Regions from separate parts of the Homo sapiens genome. Here region 1 is linked to region 2. Evidence: read pairs that join two places in POLR2A ChIA-PET (ENCODE). Cell type or tissue: MCF 10A. All regions are shown on one strand. Each heading gives the region's core, and the rest is flanking DNA. Links, peaks and the distances in the headings are about the cores only.

Region 1 (11,172 bases), core at 2,113-10,112, 66 kb after region 2:
TATTTATCTTCTACAAAGATAATCTTTTTAATGCTTTATCTTCTAGTACACTCTACCCAGTGCACAGACAGTGTCTGGTACCTAATGAACACTCGGCAGTTTATGCAATGAGTGAATGAATCTCAGGGAACATCACAGATAAACGAATCTTAGCCTTGGGAGTGTGAGAAAGGTGAGACCGTTTTTAAGGACAAAAGTTGACTTGCTCATAGGCAGAGATGGAAAGGGAGCTTACAGGCAGAGGGAACAGCCAGAGCAAGAGCACAAAAACAGGAAACTGCATGGTAATCTAAGTATGCAAATTTCTCATATAGACGGAGCACAGGTTATAAGCTGGAAGTAGCTGAAGTTTTTACTCTGCAGGCAATGGGGAAGCAAGGGTGTCACTGTAAGACTTTACGGTCTATGTATGCATTTTTCCTCGACTTATAATTTTATTTTAATAATTATGCTATAAAAAGTTGGAAAAATAAGAGTTAAAAATGACTCATAACCTCAATTTCTGGGTTTTCATATTCTATCTTTGTAAGTTATAATTTTGATGTACAGAGATTCTGTATTTAGTTTTACTGATAAACATGTCATAGGGTTTTCCCATGTGAATACCAGTTTTCATAACCATTATTTTAATGACTTACAGTGGATGACCCACAATGTATCTACCAGTTTTCCTACAGTTGAAATTTTATATTTACTTCTAATTCTTTACTTAGCATTGGGAATCCTAGAAAGATGAAATACAGCTTTCGAAGACAAAAGATATTCATTTCTTCACATTATAAATAGTGTTGCAAGTAAACATTTTTGTAAACTTACCTCTTTTCCATATTTTGGATATTTTTCACTAGACTACAGGCCCAGAAATGGAATCACTGGGTCAGTGTTTACAAATATTTTTATGACTCTGAATAGACACTGCCAAATGCTTTCTAAAAAGGTTCTATATTTTATATTGCTACCTGCAATATATGAGAATATATCTTTCAGACCTATTTTAAAATAAATTTTTAGGCTTATTTTTCTTATAGATATTACACAAAAAAGGACAATCAGAAGCATAAGCAAAATGAAGAAAATTAAAACTACACATAATGCTACTACTCAGATACAATGCTGTTACCAGTCTAAACAGTTATATAAACACGCTCAGTTTTTTACCTAATGTGTGCGTGCGTGTGTGTATAATTTCTACCCCAATTTTCTAGTCACTTAATATCATCATCTTTCAAGATCAAGAAATACATTTAGGTTATTTCCACTTTTTTGTGAATAATAACACCATAACAAATACCCTTGTAGCAGAACCTTTGTGCATATCCTTAAATATTCCTGAAAATAATGTGTGCAGTTTTTTAATTAATTAAATTTTTTTTTTTTGAGACAAGAGTCTCGCTCTTGTTGCCCAGGCTGCAGTGCAATGGCGTGATCTTGGCTCACTGCAATCTCTGCCTCCCGGGTTCAAGTGATTCTCCTGCCTCAGCCTCCCAAGTAGCTGGGATTACAGGCATGCACCACCATGCCAGGGTAATTTTGTATTTTTAGCAGAGACAGTGTTTCACCATATTGGCCAGGCTGGTCTCGAACTCCTGACCTCAGGTGATCCGCCTGCCTCGGCCTCCCAAAGTGCTGGGATTACAGGTGTGAGCCACCACGCCTGGCCTAGGGCGCAGTTTTAGAGGATGTACAGAGGAAGGTGCTGAAGACACAAAGAAGAAGAGTAGACAGCACTGAGCTTCACACAGTCTCCTCCTCACTCTCATGCCTAACTGATACCTCCTCCTATCCTCCATGTTTCAATGTAAACATCACTTTCTCCAAAAAGGCTACTTCTGAGCCTCCAGCCTATTGTAACTGCCTCTGCTATGTGTTCCAAAACACTTTGTAACTTTGTATTTCTCCTGTGATAATGCTCCTTACCCTTTGGTACATCTACTTGTTTACCAGTTTGTCTTGCTCAGCAAACGTAATATATCTCACCCCCGTATTCTCAACTGCTAACCTGACAGAGCTGAAGCTAAACAACACTTTGTTGAATGAATCAGAGGGTGGGAAGTAAGGGAATGAGAAAAGTTTAGTCTTAGATTAGCGGAAAAGCTTAAAATAATTATAACTCCAATAGTCTTCCCTTAAACGTGGTTTCACTTTCTATGGTTTCAGTTACCTGTTGCTGAATACCACGAAAATAGGGAAGTGAGATACTGAGCTGGTAGAGGAAGGAATTAGTTACTTCAATACTGGAGGGCAGATGATAAGAATTCAATAGTAACTGGCAGAAGGAATTTAGAAAAATGAATTTAAAACAATGTAATTATATATTTTTTAAAGTGACTGTGAGAATGAAAAAGGTAAAACTAGCTATTAAAAAACAAAACAAGCTGGGCACTGTGGTGCGTGCCTGCAGTCCCAGCTACGCGGATGGCTGCGGCAGGAGGACTGTTTGGGCCCAGAAGTTCAAGTCCAGGCTGGGCAACAAAGCAAGACCCTACCTTTAAAAAAAAGAAACAAAACCCCTATGGCCTCAATATCAAGGTGGCAAGTCACCTGAAATTTAATCAAATAAAAGATTTTTGGCATAAAATATTTTCTGTTATATTTTTGAGTTTTTCCTACCTAATTTCCTCATATTATGTAGGAGAGCCCTTCCTCAATATAGAGGTTTTCAGTACACTGATTAACAAATTTTCAAAAAGTATTCCATATCAAGGGTTAGTTTTTAAAAAACAAAAATTTTTTTACCAACAAGAGTAGAGGAACATTTTCTCATGGATGAAGAAATGGGTCAAAAACAATAGATTGTGGTTTAGTCGTTACCTCTGCCCAAGCTTTGAGAACAGCCAGTTTTTCCATGGTCGTGGCACTCTCTCGGTACAGCTGGCTGGAAGATCCTTTTCCAGCCTGAACTTTGTCCAGAGAAGAAACAAGAAGATTGTGTACTCGACGGAGATCATTGAGATCACTGACAACTCCACTTCCTATCCATGTACTACATACCTAGACAAAGAGAATTCAAAAACTTTTGTGTAAAAAAAATTAATGCTGTATAAGAAAATGGAATAAATGACTTTTTTCCTAGAAGATAAAACACAAAACCAAAGAACAAAACAAAATAAACTACCCAATGCTATGCTTTGATATTATTATTATTATTTTGAGACAGAGTTTTGCTCTGTCACCCAGGCTGCAGCGGAGTGGCGTGATCTCGGCTCACTGCAAGCTCCACCTCCTGGGTTCAAAAAATTCTCCTGCCTCAGCCTCCCAAGTAGCTGGGACTACAGGCGCGTGCCACCACACTTGGCTAATTTTTTTGTATTTTTAGTAGAGACGGGGTTTCACTGTGTTAGCCAGGATGGTCTCGATCTCCTGACCTCGTGATCTGCCTGCCTCAGCCTCCCAAAGTGCTGGTATTACAGGTGTGAGCCACCGTGCCCAGCCAGTATTATTTTTTATATCAATGGTAAGCATAGATTTTATTGTACTCCTACGTAGAAAACAAAATAGTATTTACTTAACATGTTTCCACCGTGTACTTTAACAAAAATGTTAACAGAAATAATTTTCCACCCAAAGCAGTTCAGTCTTGAATAATTCTTCAACAAAATTTCTGCTTACCACAGGAAAAGGGTTATGCTTGCTGCTATAAAGGGGACTTTAAAAAAAAAAAAAAAGAGGCTGGGCGCAGTGGCTTACACCTGTAATCCTAGCACTTTGGGAGGCCAAGGCAGGCGGATCACGAGGTCAGGAGATTGAGACCATCCTGACCAACATGGTGAAACCCCATCTCTACTAAAAATACAAAAATTAGCTGGGCGTGGGCATGGTGGCGTGTGTCTGTAATCCCAGCTGCTCGGGAGGCTGAGGCAGGAGAATCGCTAGGGAGCCAGAGGTTGCAGTGAGCCGAGATCGCACCACTGCACTCCAGCCACGACAGGGCGAGACTTTGTCTCAAAAGAAAGAAAGAAAAAAAAAGGAATAGGAAAAAAAAATCTAGTCCCTACCCTCAAGTAAGAAAACACAGATTGAATGAACACATGGGAATGTTTTATGACTGTAATATGGGACACTTAAAAACAGACAAGGGAAAGATTAATTCTAGCAGGAGGAATGGGAATGTTTAGGTGTCAAAGAGGTTTGTATGTATAGACATAGGAGAGTTACATGAGGAAGAGATGTGATTAGGAAAGTTAATTGGGATTAGATTAAGGTAAAATTTACATTCCATGGAAAATGAATTTAGACTTCATTCTGTAAGCAATTGTGAGTTTCCATGGCCTCTGGACAGGGGGATCATATTATTAGAATTGTGCTTTAGGAAAACTGTTCCAGTACTTCTGTATAAGAAAAAATGTATATAGACAGTAAGTAATATGTTAAGTGTCTTTTATAATACCATAGAACAGAGATGATACGGATCAAACTGGGAATGGAATAAAAAAGGAGAAGCATCTGAGACAGACTTGTAGTTAGAAATCCCAGGATATGGAAACTAATTAGCTATTTTAGGGGGCGGGTGAAGGGAGATACAAAAAGAGCAAGGAATCAAAAATTTCTAAATGCTGATTGTTGAAGCTTCTGACTTGAATGGAAGGAAGGTGATACTACTGCTTTACGGGGATGATAGGGGAAACAAAGGAAACTAAGTAAGTGGAGATGAGAAGTGAGACAGCGTGATTTTAATTTTGAACATTTTTACATGCTGCATTCAAAGTGCCACTAAGAGACTTGTGGAAAGATATTCAGCAGGCAATTAAAAACTTGGGTCTGGATTTCAGGAGCAAGTTCAAGGGTAATTACATAACCCTAGGAATTCCCACACAAAGGTGATAACTAAAGTATTGTTAAATTTTTTTCAAGGACAGCTTTAAACAAAAAAAATAAAGCCTTAAAGCCAGACCAGATGGAACATAGTTACAATTAAGGGACAAGTAGAATAAGAATAAAGAAAGAAATTGAAAAGAAAATACCAGAAAAACAAAAGAAAAACCAGGCAAGTGCAGTGACAATGGAGCCAAGGGAAGAGTTTCAAGAAGGAAGGGGTGGTCTCAGAGTGTCACCTTTAACAACAATAATTACATGTCCTTACTTTCTTTTTTTTTTTTTTTTTGAGACAGAGTCTCACTCTGTCACCCAGGTTGGAGCGCAGTGGCGTGATTTTGGCTCACTGCAACCTCCGCCTCCCAGGTTCATGCCATTCTCTTGCCTCAGCCTCACAAGTAGCTGGGACTACAGGCGCCTAACACCAGGCCCGGCTAATTTTTGTATTTTTAGTAGAGACGGGGTTTCACCACGTTAGCCAGGATGGTTTTGATCTCCTGACCTCGTGATCTGCCTGCCTCAGCCTCCCAAAGTGCTGGCATTACAGGCACGAGCCACCGCGCCCGGCCACATGTCCTTACTTTCTCATCTGAAATCCTTGGACCAAGATTTTTTTCAGAGTTCACAACTTTTGGGTAAAAGGTAATAAGGTACCTGAACCTCATTAAAGTATACACCTAGCAAGATGTGTGGCAGCACCCCATAATTAACACACAGATGTATCTGCAACAAAATGTATTACAAATCACAATAAGAAAGATTAACTAATGCTACATTCTCACTTAGCTTCACATCAGAGCCAAATTAGTACAAGTCAGCTCAGGTTTTGCTGCCAAATAAATGATTAAAAAAGCTTTTGATTTTCACAGCATTTGGATTTCAAATCATGGCTAATGGACTTGAGTTCCTATATTGAAAACGTTTTAAAAGTGGAGAATAAGTATTTATGTCAAATTTTATTCTCAAAGAATTCAAAACTAATTTTAATAAAATTAATAAGGACATTTTTAACTGATTGTTACCAATTAAGGAGATACTGATGGCAAAACTTAAAATGCCAGTCAAAACTGCTGAAAAATAATTAAATTTAAAGTGAAAAGAAATTAAATATGAACATGAAAAGAAAGAGCTGTTACTCCCAAAGGAAACTAAAGAACATATGGGAAAGATTTGATAAATATTTCTGTGAAATTTGGTAGAAATATAACTAAAAAATTGGGGAAAATTATAAAGATTAGGAATTTGGCACTAAGCTTTCTTTGTAAAAACCTAAGTATTTTCTTCACATTAAAGAATCAGAAACTAGGCCGGGCACGGTGGCTCACCTGAGGTCAGGCATTCAAGACCATCTTGGCCAACACGGTGAAACCCCGTCTCTACCAAAAATACAAAAATTAGCTGGGCGTGGTGGCACACACCTGTAATCCCAGATACTTGGAAGGCTGAGGCAGGAGAATTGCTTGATTGCTTGAACTCGGGAGGCGGAGGGTGCAGTGAGCTGAGATCATGCCACTGCACTACAGCCTGGGCAACAGAGGGAGACTGTGTCTCAAAAAAAAAATGACAGGTGCGGTGGCTCACACCTGTAATCCCAGCACTTTGGGAGGCCCAGGTGGCTGGATCACCTGAGGCCATGAGCTCGAGACCAGCCTGGCCAACATGATGCAACCCCGTCTCTACTAAAAATACAAAAAATTAGCTGGGCATGGTGACGTACACCTGTAATCCCAGCTACTCAGGAGGCTGAGGCAGGAGAATCGCTTGAACCTGGGAGGTGGAGGGTGCAGTGAGCCAAGATTCATGCCACTGTACTCCAGCCTGGGCAACAAGAGCAAAATTCCGTCTCAAAAAAAAAAAAAAAAAAAAAAAGAATCTGAAACTAGAATCACAGATAATGCATTATGGATTTTGTTTATGAAGAATGACAAAGTAGCATTGAATTAGTAAAATAATATTCAGAGAAAAGACTTTGCCCTACATCAAAAGATTGGTGAATGAATGTACATTTTAAAATTTTATGCTGAAATAAAATATTTAAGTACGCATTATGTTCATGATCTGACCCTACTTTAAATGATTTTTTATTGATCCACTGATTACTGTACCCAGTTGTGTGACATCTGAGGGTCCTTCCTATAATATCTAAGAGTTACCCTGATTTTAAAGTTTCTTAACATGGCATTTGTTCTAACAAACAGGCTGGGATATCATTAAGCCAACTCCTTACTTTCCTTAAAGGAAAGGAACTTGTAACCTACTGCTTTACCTGTCAGGAAACCAGGTTTCCTCCCAGCAACAGAAGGAAAGGAGGTCACAAATTTAAGCCTGCCACTAGAAAAAAAAAAACTTCTTATAAAAAAAAATGCAACTAGGGCCACAAAAGAAATAAGTTTAAGGCAAATTCAGTATTCATATACAAGATACAATTCTAATAGCCTTTGCTTTTCTAATGATCAGGAGCATTGTAGGAGATTTTGTCTGCTTAAATGCTGTGCTCTGAAACGTCATCATGATACACTTATTTACATATGGACAGTAATTTTTTGATATTTGTGTGGCAGTATCCCAAACCAAATTACCTAGTCGAAGGTTTGCATCACGATCCAGAGACCTATCTCTTACCAACAACGTTTCTTTTCTCTCTGGTCTCCTGTCCGTGGAAAGAGTTAATTTCTCTGAAGACTGCCATTAAGGCAGCAGGCTTCAGAGATATCAATTTCAAAAATGGAAGGAAGGGGCAAACTTGCATTCAGCTACAGAGAGGATAAAGTCAGAATTTTAAACCTATTATTGCAGAATCTTCTCTGCATAGAGGTCACATGAAGCTTGGCCATGGATTCTAAGCAAAAATGATGGACCACAGCACCGTACTCCAGAAAACTAGGAAGAAGAGAGTTGCTTATCTTCTCTCTTTAGGTAAGGAGACAAATAAACTGATTACCTAAAAGATTAGAGCTTAATACATGAATCCTTTTTCAAAATGAAGCATATGAAAAAGAGAAACTGATTAAAGGAATAAGAAAATATGCATTTTTTGGGGCAGGGTGTGGTGGCACATCCCTGTAATACCAGCACTTTGGGAGGCCAAGGCAGGTGAATCACGAGATCAGGGGTTTGAGACCAGCCTGACCAACATGGTGAAACACTGTCTCTATTAAAAACACACAAATTAGCTGGGCGTGGTGGCGGGCACCTAATCCCAGCTACTCAGGAGGCCGAGGCAGAAGAATTGCTTGAACCCGGGAGGCGGAGGTTACAGTGAGCAGAGATCGCATGCCACTGTGCTCCAGCCTGGGTGACAGAGTGAGACTCAGTCTCCAAAAAAAAAAAAGAAAATGTACGTTTTTTGGTGGTTTTGTGAGTCTCTGCAGATATAACAAGGTGAGAATAATTCCCTGGGATTAATTTTGCAATGAAATGTCTATATTGTGAAATTCTCCTTAGTATGATTTAATACCCACAAAGTAGCAAAATTTTCATAATGTGTGGTCAAAAACAATGTTTTGACCACAATGTTTATTACCTAATTATTATTTCATCATTTCACAAAGAATAAAAAGGAAAACTGCCATTGTTGTATTTCCAAGATAAAAATATTATTTTGTTTTTCCTCTCTCTCTTTTTTTTTTTTTTGAGACAGGGTCTCGCTCCGTTGCCCAGGCTGGAGTACAGTGGCGAAATCTTGGGTCATTGTAGCCTTGACCTCCTAGGCTCAAGATATCCACCAACCTCAGCCTCCAGAGTAGCCTGGACTACAGGTGTATGTTACCATGCCCAACTAATTTTTGTATTTTTTGTAGAGACGGGGTTTCCCCATGTTGGCCAGGCTGATCTCAAACTCCTGAATTCAAGCGATCCTCCCATGTTGGTCTCCCAAATTTTTCTCTATTCCTTTACACAAGTTAAATTCTAAGATATCTATGAATGTATAGAAGACAACTATACAAAGTCCCATTTTTCTTCTTACCTGGCAAGCTTTCGCTATTATATCTGATGGTGTATCTTGTGAAAAGGCTGGTCTTAGAGCAGCTCCCACCTAGAAAAATAAATAAAGCATTTTATTTTTTACTTTTATTTTTTGAGACACGGTCTTACTCTATCACCCAGGCTGGAGTGCAGTGGTGCGATCTCGGCTCATTGCAACCTCTGCCTCGTAGGCTCAAGCGATTCTCCTCCCTCAGCCTCCGAAGTAGCTGGGATTATAGGCATGCACCACTACTGCCAGGCTAATTTTTGTATTTTTAGTAGAGACAGGGTTTCACCATGTTGGCCTGGCTGGTCTTGAACGCCTGACCTCAAATGATCCACCCACCTCGGCCTCCCAAAGTGCTGGGATTACAGGCGTGAACCACCATGCCCGGCCTCAGTAATACCTTTAACTGTTGTTATTAAGAGTTAATTTATCCTTCATTATACAAGGGGCAACTGCTATCTATTTCTAAAAATGCTTATGAAGGTTTGCCATATAAAAATAACGGCAGCAAATCCACAACACTCTTTTGAAGGTTCCTTTTATCTCTTAAAGGGCAGAGCTAAATATCTAAACACAAGACTGGAAAGCTGAGCTGGAATTTCTATTCTAGTTTTATCACTAATATGTTATCACAACTTAAAAATAGTGACAACAGCTTGACACTTATTTCTTCATTTGTGGGGTGACTAAAACTAGGTAACAGACAATGGAGATAAAGAGATGCATTCTACAGAAATAAACAGATTGCAGTTCCAAATGCAGTCCTCCAGGAAGTCTGCACTTCTTCAGCAATCTTTCAAAAGATCAATTTTAAGTTCTTAAATAAATAGAAAATCTCACATTAGCCTGATACTGCTCCAGTATCACATGACCTGGAAATTCTGGCTCAGGCACAGACGCAAACTTCTTGATAATGTCTTCAAGCGCCTGGAGCCCAGCCATTCGCAGCTGGTTGCTATGATCAGTTGCAGCCATGAATGCCATGCGAATGAGGTCAGAGAGATGAAGTACCAAGAGGTCATCTAAAAATAAAAATAGAATGCAAAAATGAAAACTTTTCCAAAAATAAGTGTAATAACATAAAAATATGAAATGAAATAAATTTTTGATAAAAAACACAATCCACATATTTCACAACTTTGAAAATAGCAAAGATATTATATTCTTTCAAGACAACTTCCATATCAATCTTTCAAGAATAGTGATATACAATACAGTAATGCTGATGATGTTATAGGACTTACAATGATATGTTATGCAAAATACTTTTAACGTAACTTTCCCAAAATGAGTTTCTGATCCTTTAAGAACAAAGGCTTGGCAGACTTTTTTGGTAAAGAACCAGATAGTTAATATTTTTGGCTTCATGAAAGAAAACAGACTCTTGGGACCCCAAAACTCACTATGCCAAAGAGAAAGTTAAGCTTGGGAACTGAGTCTTGCAATACTGCCTTTTGTTCCCAGGTAGCTGTAATTTCACAACTGTGTGTCATTGCCTCATTTTAAGCCAGGTTCCCACAATGATAGAAGGCCAAAAATCTTCCTAAATGGCCTCCTCTCACAAATTGCTCACAAGGAATCTTCGGAATACATATCCCCCACTAAGAACCAGCCCTAAAACCAAGTTCTGTTGAATCTCACCCTGACAATGTCAATTACCAGCTTATTTTCACAGGTATAGGACAATGACAAGATGAGAAATCATCCCTCTCTCTATGCTGTGGCCAATGCGTAACTGACTTTTTCCTGTATTCCCCCTTTTCACATGTAAAATGTAGATTCACTGAGGCTAGGCAGGGCGAAGTGGCTCAGCCTGTAAACCTAGCACTCTGGGAGGCTGAGGTGGGTGGATAGCTTGAGCTCAAGAGTTTGAGACCAGTCTGGGAAACATGGTGAACCCCATCTCTACAAAACATACAAAAATTAGCTGGGCATGGTGGCGTGGACCTGTAGTCCCAGCTACTCAGGGGGCTGAGGTAGGAGGATCCTTTGAACCTGGGAGGTCAAGGCTGCAGTGAGCCGAGATCACGCAACTGCACTCCAGCCTGGGTGACAAAGTGAGACCCTGTTTCAAAAAAAAAAAAAAAAAAATTTACTGAGGCTAATCAGAGCCTCATAGGAATATAATAACCATCTGATCACTGCTTACCCTTCGTTCCCTTTTTTTTTCCTTCCTGCTGTTCTTTCTTCTTTAAATAAGGAAGTTCCCAAAACCCCCTTTGGAAAAAACACAGGTCACAGATGCTCCTGTTACCTGTGTTTTTTCCCAGGTGAATCCTTAACCTTGGCTAATAAACCTCTATCAATTGATATCTGCTTCAGTCACTTTTTGGTTCACACTTTATAGGCTATATTATCTCTTTTTATCATTTTTTTTTTTGAGATGG
Region 2 (11,172 bases), core at 2,001-10,000:
TAAATATGAGAGGAATAGAGATAAAAATGGGTAAGTAAATTAAACAACAGAGGGACCATGTGCAGACCAAGCGATGTCTAACTAGGAGAACTTAATTCTCTGTACCTGAGTTCAAAATAACATTATCAAAAATACATAATGACTTTATATTTAAGAATGCAGAGGTCAGGCATGGTGGCTCGCGCCTGTAATCCCAGCACTTTGGGAGGCCGCGGCAGGCGGATCATGAGGTCAGGAGTTTGAGACCAGCCTGGCTAACGTAGTGAAACTCCGTCTCAACTAAAAATACAAAAAATTAGCTGGGTGTGGTGGCATGCATCTGTAATCCCAGCTACTCAGGAGGCTGAGGCAAGAGAATCGCTTGAACCAAGAGGCAGAGTTGCAGTGAGCCAAGATCGCAACACTGCACTCCAGCCCGGGCGACAGTGCAAGACTGTCTCAGAAAAAAAAAAGAATGCAGAAGTAAAAATCCTAAATAAAATATTAACAAAACAAATACAGCAGTGTATCAAAAGAGAAATACTACAGGACCAACTTGATTTCATTAGTTAGTTAAATGAGAAAAAACAACATATTATCTTAGACGCAAAAAATCAATTCACGAAATTCAACATCTACTAGTTTTAACATCTCTTAGAAAACTAGAAACATTTTTAACATGCCACATAGTAATTCTTAGAAAGCAATGATAAATACTACACTTAACAGTTATACAGTTTTCATGTAACTTTAAAATAAACTTTTTTTTTAAGGAAAAACCCTGTAGCATGACCATCATGATACAAAGCTCTAGAGTTAATAGCCAATACTAGAAAAAGACAGGTATAAATACTGGAAAATACTAGAAAAAGAGAGGTATAAATACTGGAAAATACTAGAAAAAGAGAGGTATAAATACCGGAAATATTTCCAGTTGATTTTTTTCTACCTAAATATTTCCAGTTGATTTTTTCCAGTATAAATACTGGAAAATACTAGAAAAAGAGAGGTATAAATACCAGAAATATTTCCAGTTGATTTTTTTCTACCTAAAACATCCAAATATGAGAAAGAAAAATAAAAGAGAGAAATAATAAAGTATTTCTGCAAGGTGACCAAATGACTTTGCACACAGCAGCAGAGCTTTCCCATGTGTTGGAAATAACCAGTTAAGAGATAAAATGGAAAAAAGATCCCACTCACACTAGTAATAAAACCTACAAATTATTTACTTTATTCCTAGGTATTTAAGTATAGGATATCTCTACTTAAGGAATTAAGAAAAATCTTGTTTGAGAAGACTTGAAATGTAAACATCCCAATTATTACCAAGGTAAGCGCAAGCTCAATAAAAATCCCACGTGTGTGTGTGTATACAGAAAATGTGGTATACACTAAATTGTTAATAGAATTTCTCTCTAAACAGTAGGTTTGTAAAAAGGAATGGAGAGAGGCTAGGGTACTTTCTACTTCATATGTCTCTGTATATCCTGTGTTTTTGTATATACATGTATTTTTATTTTAAATAAATCATTTCTTCTAACGTAAAATTTAGACAGTTTCTAAAAATCTAAATTTAACTCAATTCCAAATAAGAACTAAAACTGTTTCTTTTTTGTAAAAAAGTTGATAGTTTCTAGTCAATGATTCATTTTCCAAATCTTTCCTTATTTCACATTATACCAAACTTACAAAAATTTCTTTTTTTTTTTGAGACGGATTCTAGCTCTGTCACCTAGGCTGGAGTGCAGTGGTGAGATTTCGGCTCACTGCAACCTCCACCTCCCAGGTTCAAGTGATTCTCCTTCCTGAGCCTCCTGAGTAGCAGGGACTACAGGCACGTGCCACCAGGCCTGGCTAATTTTTTTGTATTTTTAGTAGAGACAGGGTTTTACCATGTTAGCCAGGATGGTCTCCATCTCCTGAATTCATGATCTGCCTGCCTCGGCCTCCCAAAGTTCTGGGATTACAGGCATGAGCCACCACACCTGGCCAGAAAGACATTTTTTTAAAAGTCAATATAAATAAATTCCTTAACTAGGAAGGACAAGTTTTAGTAAAACAAACTTTTACTAATAACTACCTGAGTTTCAACTATCACAATATTCACTTCCTGCTAAAAATACACAAAATTAAATCGAAATGTCAAAATTTTTATTCAAACAGTCTGAAAACAAAAGACATCACAAAGTAAATACTATAAAATGCTAGATATATGTAAAAATATTCAAGATAAATTAATTCATTTAACCACTAAGTATATTAAATCTTAACCTACAAATTCCTACCTTTATTACAAAAAAAGCCAGTGAATATAACTCAATTTTTCTTGATAACTCGGGAACATATATATTATTTACATATATATTATATATATATATATATAAAATCACTGAACTGTGTTTTACAAAATTCAATGTAGAACTGTGTTCTACAAAAATTCGATGTTCTTTGACAGAGAAAGCACCAAGTGGGAGTTGGGAAATTCCTACTCCTGGTTCTCTCACAAATATATGCAACCTTATTAAAGTTACTTTTCTGAGCAACCTCAGTTCCCTCAACTACAAATTAAAAAGTTTAACATTCTGTGATGATATGGAACTAAAGATGACATGTGGAAAACTGAGGTAAGTACTGATCCCAAGACAGTAAGTATTTTTTTCAAATATTTCTATTTATTTATTTGCATTCTGCTTATTTGTCTCATTTTCATGGGACACTAAGGGTATGCAGTTAAAGTAACATCTTCCAAGGCAGTACTACTTTGGCTAATTTTTTTTAAATTAATTATTAAATCAAAAACAAAATAACCATCTTCCAAAACATTTCCCCTCATCCTATAGAATGATCATCCTCTCCTCTATAATTATCAGTGCACTCTTTTTTTTTTTTTTTTTTTTTTTTTTTTTTTTTTTTTTGTGACAGAGTCTCACTCTGTCGCCCAGGCTGGAGTAAAGTGATGTGATCTGGGCTCACTGCAACCTCCGCCTCCCAGGTTCAAGTGATTCTCCTGCCTCAGCCACCTGAGTAGCTGGGATTACAGGCATGTGCCACCACACCTAGCTAATTTTTGTACTTTAGTAGAGACGGGTTTCACCATGTTGGCCAGGCTGGTCTCCAACTCCTGACCTCAGGTGATCCGCCCGCCTCGGCCTCTCAAAGTGCTGGGATTACAGGCATGATCCACCGCGTCCAGCCAGTTATCAGTGTATTCAGATCAGCCAAAAGGTATCATCTATTTTTTTTACTTGCATTATTAGCCAAGAAATTTGGACTTCAATGTTAAATTTGGCCTTCTGTTAATTTGGACACAATTTTAACATCATTAACAACATATACCGTGATAGGTGTTGGAGATATTTGTCTTTAAAGGTACAGAGGAAGTTGCCAAAGAGATGAGAGATTGTCTGTGCTGTTGACTGCTATATCCCTAATTCCTAGAACAGTTACTTGCATGTAGTAGACGCTCAATAAATATTTGTTAAATTGACTGAACAGATTTATAAGAAGCAAGTAAAAAACAGTACAAGGTAGCACACCCTAATTGCCAAATGACAAAACAAGTACTAAAAAAGAAACATCAATGAAAGCTGAGGGTATCCAAATATCTTAGTGTTGGAAATGGGACTTGAGCTAAATTTGAATAAAGAATATATAAATCTACAAGGTGGTCGAAGGACATTCCAGAATAAACCTTTTGAGCAATGACAAAAAAAGCAGGTATGATTTATGTACAAAGCAAGATGACACTATTTTGGTTTAGAAAGAGTACAGGCATGTGTTGAACAATGACACTTCAGTCAATGATTAACCATATATACATGATGGTGGTCCCATAACTATAACCATAAGGTTATACCATAATTTGGCTGTACCTTCTCTACGTTTATGGCTTGGATATGTTTAGATACACAAATATTCGTCTTGTGTTACATCTGCCTACAGTATTCCATATAGTAACATGCTATACAGGTTTGCAGCCTAGGAGCAATAGGCTATGCCATATAGCCTAGGTATGTAGCAGGCTATACCATCTAGGGTTGTGTAAGTACACTCTACATGTTCACACAACAATGAAATTGTCTCGTTAGGTATTTCTCAGAACATATCCCTGTTGTTAAGTAATTCATGACTGTGCTCTAATATGTAGGAAATATAAACAGTCTAATCGTGCAGAGATTTAAAACCTATAACAGGCAAAAATAAAAAATAAAAAGAATGTGTTAAACAAATCAATTTTTAGAAGCCTGGGAGGCAATACTATGTAAACTACTTTGGCCAAGGGAGAAACCAGAAGTGAAATATTAGGGAAGACTTCTACTTTAGTCACCCAGATATGAGGTGATGAGGTAACCAGGGAAGAAGTAGTACTAGTAATTAAATGATTAAAAATGGATTTTAAACTACGTATTTTACAAACCTAATGCATGGCTAGAAGAGTGACTATAAGAAAGTGAAAGGTTGAGTGAAAGCTGAGGCTAGGTTTCTAGAAAGGGTAAACTGGGGGCTAGATCTGAGGAAAAGGGTCAACTGGGTTTGGGAAAAGGATTTTAGAAAGGATGATCGAGTTTCAAGTTATAGTAGGTCATCCAGGTGAAGACATTAGCAAAAACTGGACATGTACAATTTTAACTGCAAAAAAGTATCAAGACTAGTTAGAGATAATTTTGTAAATCATCCAAAGAAAAGGAATTAGGTAGAGTGAGAGGACTTCAGTCAGAGTAACTGCTGAAAAAAATATATAATTTGGTAATCAATTATCTGAATAGAGATCAGAAGCAAGATCACAAGAGACTGAGAAATGAGTAACCAAAAGCAGAAAAAGAGAAAGACAACAAAGGAACAGAGAGAGAGATGAGACTAGTAAAAAAAACTGAAGGTAGTAAATGTGGTCGTTCAGAGAAATTCAGAGTAAAATGAAGGAGAATGAGGGACAGGATGGCAATACTAATAGATAAGGGAGCTGAGAAAGGGGTTTCTTTTGTTGTTACTGGTTGGTTGGTTTGGTTTTGTTTTTTTTTTTTTTTTTTTTGAGACTGAGTCTCACTCTATCACCCAGACTGGAGTGCAGTGGCTTGATCTCGGCTCACCGCAACCTCCGTCTCTCAAGTTCAAGTGATTCTCCTGCCTCAGCCTCCTGAGTAGCTGGGATTACAGGCACGCGCCATCACGCCCAGCTAATGTTTGTATTTTTAGTAGAGATGAGGTTTCACCATGTTGGCCAGGCTGGTCTCGAACTCCTGACCTCAGGTGATCCACCCGCCTTGGCCTCCCAAAGTGCTAGGATTACAGGCGTAGTTTTTACTTAGGGAAAACTAAAATGGCATGGCAAAGTGGAGATGACCATTGGCATAATGGACTCAAGTCTGTCCAAGGTTAAGAATTACTGCTTGATTATATGCCCCATGTGAGCCAAGACCATATCTGCCTCTTCTCCATGGTATCCCCAGTGCCTAGGAGAATGCCAGATTTCAGGAAGTGTCTAATGCCCCAACCAAAAACCTTGATGAAAAAGCGTAGAATTTTTTAAATTCCACAATGACACATTTTACATGAAGCTTTGACAACTCCGGAACTTGCATATTTTAGCCTTTTTGTGTTTATTCTCACTTACTTGGCTAGCTATAAGCATCTGAAAAGCTAAATCTAAATTTTTTGAGGGGAAGCAGGCTCAGAGACAAGATTACAGTGTTTCAGTGTAAGTTCCAGATAATTGAGGCATTTATATTATTTATTTTAAAAAGCAGAGTTCAAAAAAGTTTAAATATCATAAGATATTGGTAATGTAACATAAAATCAGAAAAGGAGAATGCAAAGTAATGATAACTAGATATTTAAAATAAGATTTATCTACAAGAAAAAATATTCAATTAGTTCTCAATTTAGAAGGAATAAGACACTTGTAAAAAACTTGAAGGCATAGGCTTTAGAAAAGGAAAAAAATGTTACAGGGCCCTACTGATAACAAAAACTTTTTAGGATGTTATGTCAAAGAGATTTCCTGGCAGTCAGTGATTAACACACAAGGCGGGGTGGAAGGAGACAACACTATACTCACAACTACCAAAACCCAAGTGCAATTTGCTACAACTAGCATCAAGTAGCAATTATGAAGCCTGTGGCATCCCTGAAATGACCTCTGTCAAAATGATTTGGTATGGCCCAGGCAATGCTTTATACAATAAAATGCAGACACTATTTGCTGCACTAAAAAGCTCTTTCCAGTGGAAGTTGTAAGGCAGAACTAGCAAGCAGCAAAAGGGACAGATACACTGCTCGCCTAAAACCAAAATATACTGTACATTCACTAAATTTATGACAAACATGGTAAATATCAAAGATGTCTGAAACACAGGTCCTGCCCTTAAGGACACAATTTAGCTGACAGACAAGATATACATATATAGACACATGTTAATACATATTGAGTAACAGTGTAACCTAATATATGATTCATTCATTTAAGAACCACTTGTTAGGCAGCTACTATGTGCCAGTCACTCTACTGACCTTAGAGAAATAAAAATGCCCTTAGGTGACTCAGAGTCTACTGAGGAAACAAATATATACCAAGTATGAGATAGGACGGGTTCTCAACCCCTGGGCCACTGACCGATATGGGTCCATGGCCTGTTAGGAACTGGGTGGCATAGCAGGAGGTGAGCAGCAGGCAAGCCAGCATTACCCGCTGAGCTCCGCTTCCTGTCAGATCAGAGGCAACGCTGATTCTCATAGGAGCACGGATCCTACTGTGAACAGCCCATGCGAAGGATCTAGGTTGTGCGGCACTCCCAAGAATCTAACGCCTGATGATGTGAGGTGGAACAATTTCGTCCCGAAAATACACACGCACGCACACACACACACAATTGTGGCTTATTCAAGAATGACAATACAAAACTCGAATTAGCATTCTAAGAAACAAAAATGTGAAGGGTGGGTAGGCCTGTCTTACATTGGGAAAGGACTATATACATCTATATACTATTAACCTGAAACAAATTTTTTAAGATACCATTTTAACATCTTTTCGGATTAACTGATCAACCACCAGTCTGGATGGTGCTGGATAACAATGCTTCTGCTTTGTAATACAAGCTGTTAGGGAAGCACGAAGCTTCCTTGTGCCTGGAAGTCAGACAGGTTTCCCAGAATTAATGGAATCTTGAAAGATGATTAGAAATTCACCAGGCAAACAAGGGAGAAGAAAACATTTCAGCCCTGCACAGTGACCCTGAAGCACGAGAGAAAAAAAAAAAAAAAAAAGCCAAAATATTTGCTTCTACTTACCATGCCCAGACCCATCACTCAGCCTTTTTCTACAGCAAATTATTTAACCTTTCTTCCCAAATTTCTCACCTATGCATTTGGGAATGATTAATATCTACCACATACAGTTTTACAAGGATTAAAATAGATTGTAGATATAAAGCACTTAGCATTGTACCTGGCACACAGAAAATGCTCAATAAATGAAACTATTATTAATGTTGGCAGATAAAGAACAGAAAGAAGAAACAAAAGATAAAGTACTGGGTTGAATTACTAGGGCCATGGATACCTTCTCCCCTGGCTGACTCTACTTTTCAAGTTCAGCAAGTGCGCTGACCCAGATCACAGGCTCCTCCCTGTTCCCTCCTTTCAGCTTTACACCAATCCACATTCCTCAGGGAGCAGGTTTTGGTTGTGCCTATAATTTAAGCTCTTTTGCTCAATGGTTAACCTTCTCATTTAGGAAGTATAAACAAAAAAGGAACAAATCCCAGAATGGGCTGTAATTTTCCATCAGGTGAAACTGGCATCACCGTTGTGGAATTTGACATGGTGTTTATTTCTCATAACTAGATATACCAGTATTGGATCTGATTTCTCTCACATTCAAATGAATGCTAATGAAACCTGTGTGTTCAGTAATGAAACATTCCCCCGGCCCTTTCCTTGAATCTTTCTGGTGAGTGATGCATATTTGCCACACCCAAAATACCTATTTCACCCAACCTTATTCAATACTTCCCCAGCTCACCTTAATTCCAGGGTTCCTATTCCCTTATTTTTCTCTCCATCTCATCTACAAAACAAAATACCTACTACTTTTGTCTTCTGCCATACTGCTTCCAGTCAATTCTGTAACAAATTTTCCTTCTTCCATATCAATGTTTTCTAATATTCTAATATTCCATTATCTTATACAGATAAGGTCCTTTTTTTTTTTTTTTTTGGAAATGCAGTCTTGCTCTGTCACCCAGGCTGGAGTGCAGTGGCACAATCTCAGCTCACTGCAAGCTCCGCCTCCCAGGTTCACACCATTCTCCTGCCTCAGCCTCCCAAGTAGCTGGGACTACAGGCACCCGCCACCACACCAGGCTAATTTTTTGTACTTTTAGTAGAGACAGGGTTTCACCATGTTAGCCAGGATGGTCTCGATCTCCTGACCTCATGATCCAACCACCTCGGCCTCCCAAAGTGCTGGGATTACAGGCGTGAGCCACCGTGCCAGGCCAAGGTACTTTAAGAAAAAACAGCATTAAGTCTACCAAGAAAGTGATCTTATTTTGTCAAATAACTTTCTGCATAAGAGCAAATACACAGTTAACATATTATTCTGTTCTAACATAGCATATGTAAAACAGCCTAAAAATAGACTAATAATCAGATGTAGTGGGTCAAGACTGTAATCCCAGCTACTCTGGAGGCTGATGCAGGAGGATCAACTGAGCCCAGGAGTGTGAGGCTGCAGTGAACTATGATCATGCCTATGAATAGTCACTGCACTCCAGCCTGGGCAGAATAGAAGAGAGACACAGTCTCTTTAAAATAAAAATTAAAAATAAACTAAAAATCAAATTTTTAGGTTAACCAAATAACATAAAAATTAAAAATAACCTAAAAATCAAATCAAAGTGCTTGATCTTTGCTATATCAAAGATCACAATATTTGATATGTGATCAATAAACAAACTATATTAAAATATATATACAGAACTTAGTTAAGCTACCCTCAGAGCAAGCTAAAAAAGCTCCAAATTTGGCCAGGCGTGGTGGCTCACACCTATAATCCCAGCACTGTGGGAGGCTGAGGCAGATGGATCACTTGAGGCCAGGAGTTCAAGACCAGCCTGGCCAATATGGCAAAACCCTGTCTCTACTAAAAATACAAAAAATTAATTAGGTGTGGTGATGGGTGCCTGTAATCCCAACTACTTGGGAGGCTGAGGCAGGAGAATTGTTTGAACCCAGTAGGCAGAGGTTGCAGTGAGTTGAGATTACACCATTGTACTCCAGCCTGGGCGACAGAGTAAAGCCCTGTCTCAAACAGGGGAAAAAAAAAAAAAAAAAGAGCTCCAAATTTGCAGATTTTTTTAAGATGAAATAAGGATTTTATTTCAGTATTCCCCACAAAAAAATAAAAGTATTTAAGGAAATGAGAGAACCACTTTTTTTTTTTTTTAGATGGAGTTTCACTCTTGTTGCCCAAGCTGGAGTGGAGTGAAATGGCGTGATCTCGGCTCACTGCAACCTCTGCCTCCTGGGTTCAAGCGATTCTCCCTGCCTCAGCCTCCCAAATAACTGGGATTGCAGGCATGTGCCACAACGCCCAGCTAATTTTTTGTATTTTTAGTAGAAACGGGGTTTCACCATGTTAGCTGGGCTGGTCTCAAACTCCTGACTTCAGGCAGTCCGCCAGCCTCAGCCTCCCAAAGTGCTAGGATTAAAGGCATAAGCCACCATGCCCAGTCCAAGAACTACACTGTTAAACACTTCTGAGAAACACAAATTGTTAAAGACTTTCCTGAACCTCTTACTATACCGTTTCACTAAATTATTCTACTCGAAGAAAAACTTCAAATAATCAGTGATAAGAATTTAAATTATGACAGCTATTCAAACCATACTTAATCATCTAAATATTAAAATTCACTTGGCTCCTTCAGGTCAGAAGCAGCTACACAGAGTGAGGGACCAAAAAAAGGAGAGGATATGGTATAGAGAGCAATGCCCTGGCCTGGGTACTAGGACTCATGGGTTCTAAACTAGACTAAACCAATTCACACAGTGACCTGAGAAAAGTCACTTCCTTTCTCTAGCCCTAATTGATGAAACGGGGGATGAGATTACTTAAATTCTAAGGTCCCTCTGAGGTAAAATATTCTTAGTCTAATGAAGAAAGAAAATCGAGAGGGAGGAGGGCAGTGCACATGTGTGCATATGTGCATATGCATGCGTGTGTATCCCTGTCAGCCCTAGAATTCTAGAATTATAAGTGCCGAAATGAAAAATACAGATAAGACATCTTTGTAGAGTTAAGAACAGGTTAATGTGTGCAGTTTCTCCTCTGCCTCTGCTCTTTCCACCCCTCTCCTCCCTTCTTCTGTCTCTTCTCCCCTTCTAACCCCTTCCTCAATTTCTCTCTTGCCTCAAGCGTCCTTTCTGAACTCCAAATCTGCCTCGATTACTACGTCCAGTCCTTAATATCTACAAGCTATCACCACTTACTTCTGCCATCTCTAGCCTGTCCCCTACCTCCAACACACAACTCACTGTCCTCAAACCACTACAGATTGAGTACCGCTTATATGAAATGCTCGGGACCAGAAGTGTTTTAGATTTCAGATTTTGGAATATTTGCATATACCTAATGAGATATCTTGGGGATGAGACCCAAGTCTAAACACAAAATTCATTTATGTTTCATATATACCCTATACACACAGTTTAAACGTAATTTTACTTTTCCCTATGGGATACTAAATAAACTCTGTTGAAAAAGCACCTGCTTTTTCACTGCAACCTGCCACACGAGGTCAGGTATGGATTTTTCCACTTGTGACATCATGTCAGCACTCAAAAAGATTTAGATTTTGAAGCATTTTGAATTTGGGGTTTTTGGATTAGGGATGCTCAACCTGTACTTACAGGACAAAGAGAATGTAAGTAGCTACTATGATAAACGGATCACTGAAACTGGTTCTTGGCTTCTACAATAGGACTTATATAAATAATAAATCTAATGCCTTCTGTCCATAGAAATCTCAACCAACAAAAAAGCAAACCACTTACTGGACACCCATCATATATCACATATTTTGCATATTTATCTTTTTTAAACCTTACAGCGATCCTGCTTAGTAGGGATATTATCACCCACATTTACAAAAATGAGGCCTAGAAAAATTGTAAAATGAAAGTGATAGA

The links. Peaks named below come from ENCODE experiments on the same cell type or tissue, not always from the same donor. Only the 100,000 strongest peaks of a DNase experiment are listed, where the experiment ranks them.
Region 1: POLR2A ChIA-PET joins it to region 2 with 5 read pairs; 13 of 35 experiments call an interaction of 5 or more read pairs at or near these places.

What each region holds. Positions count from the first base shown.
Region 1 is chr2:37,011,030-37,022,201 of GRCh38, forward strand. It overlaps HEATR5B (HEAT repeat containing 5B), which reads right to left. Exons shown (of 36, transcript NM_019024.3): 25 at 9,626-9,807; 26 at 8,780-8,848; 27 at 2,812-2,991. Among named protein-coding and RNA genes, the nearest start is that of STRN, 50 kb to the left of the region's middle. In MCF 10A, for the core only: no CTCF peak of the experiment used is centred there; no DNase peak of the experiment used is centred there.
Region 2 is chr2:36,945,223-36,956,394 of GRCh38, forward strand. The region is part of intron 1 of STRN (striatin); the gene reads right to left. Among named protein-coding and RNA genes, the nearest start is that of STRN, 16 kb to the right of the region's middle. In MCF 10A, for the core only: no CTCF peak of the experiment used is centred there; a DNase peak (open chromatin) is centred at 6,479.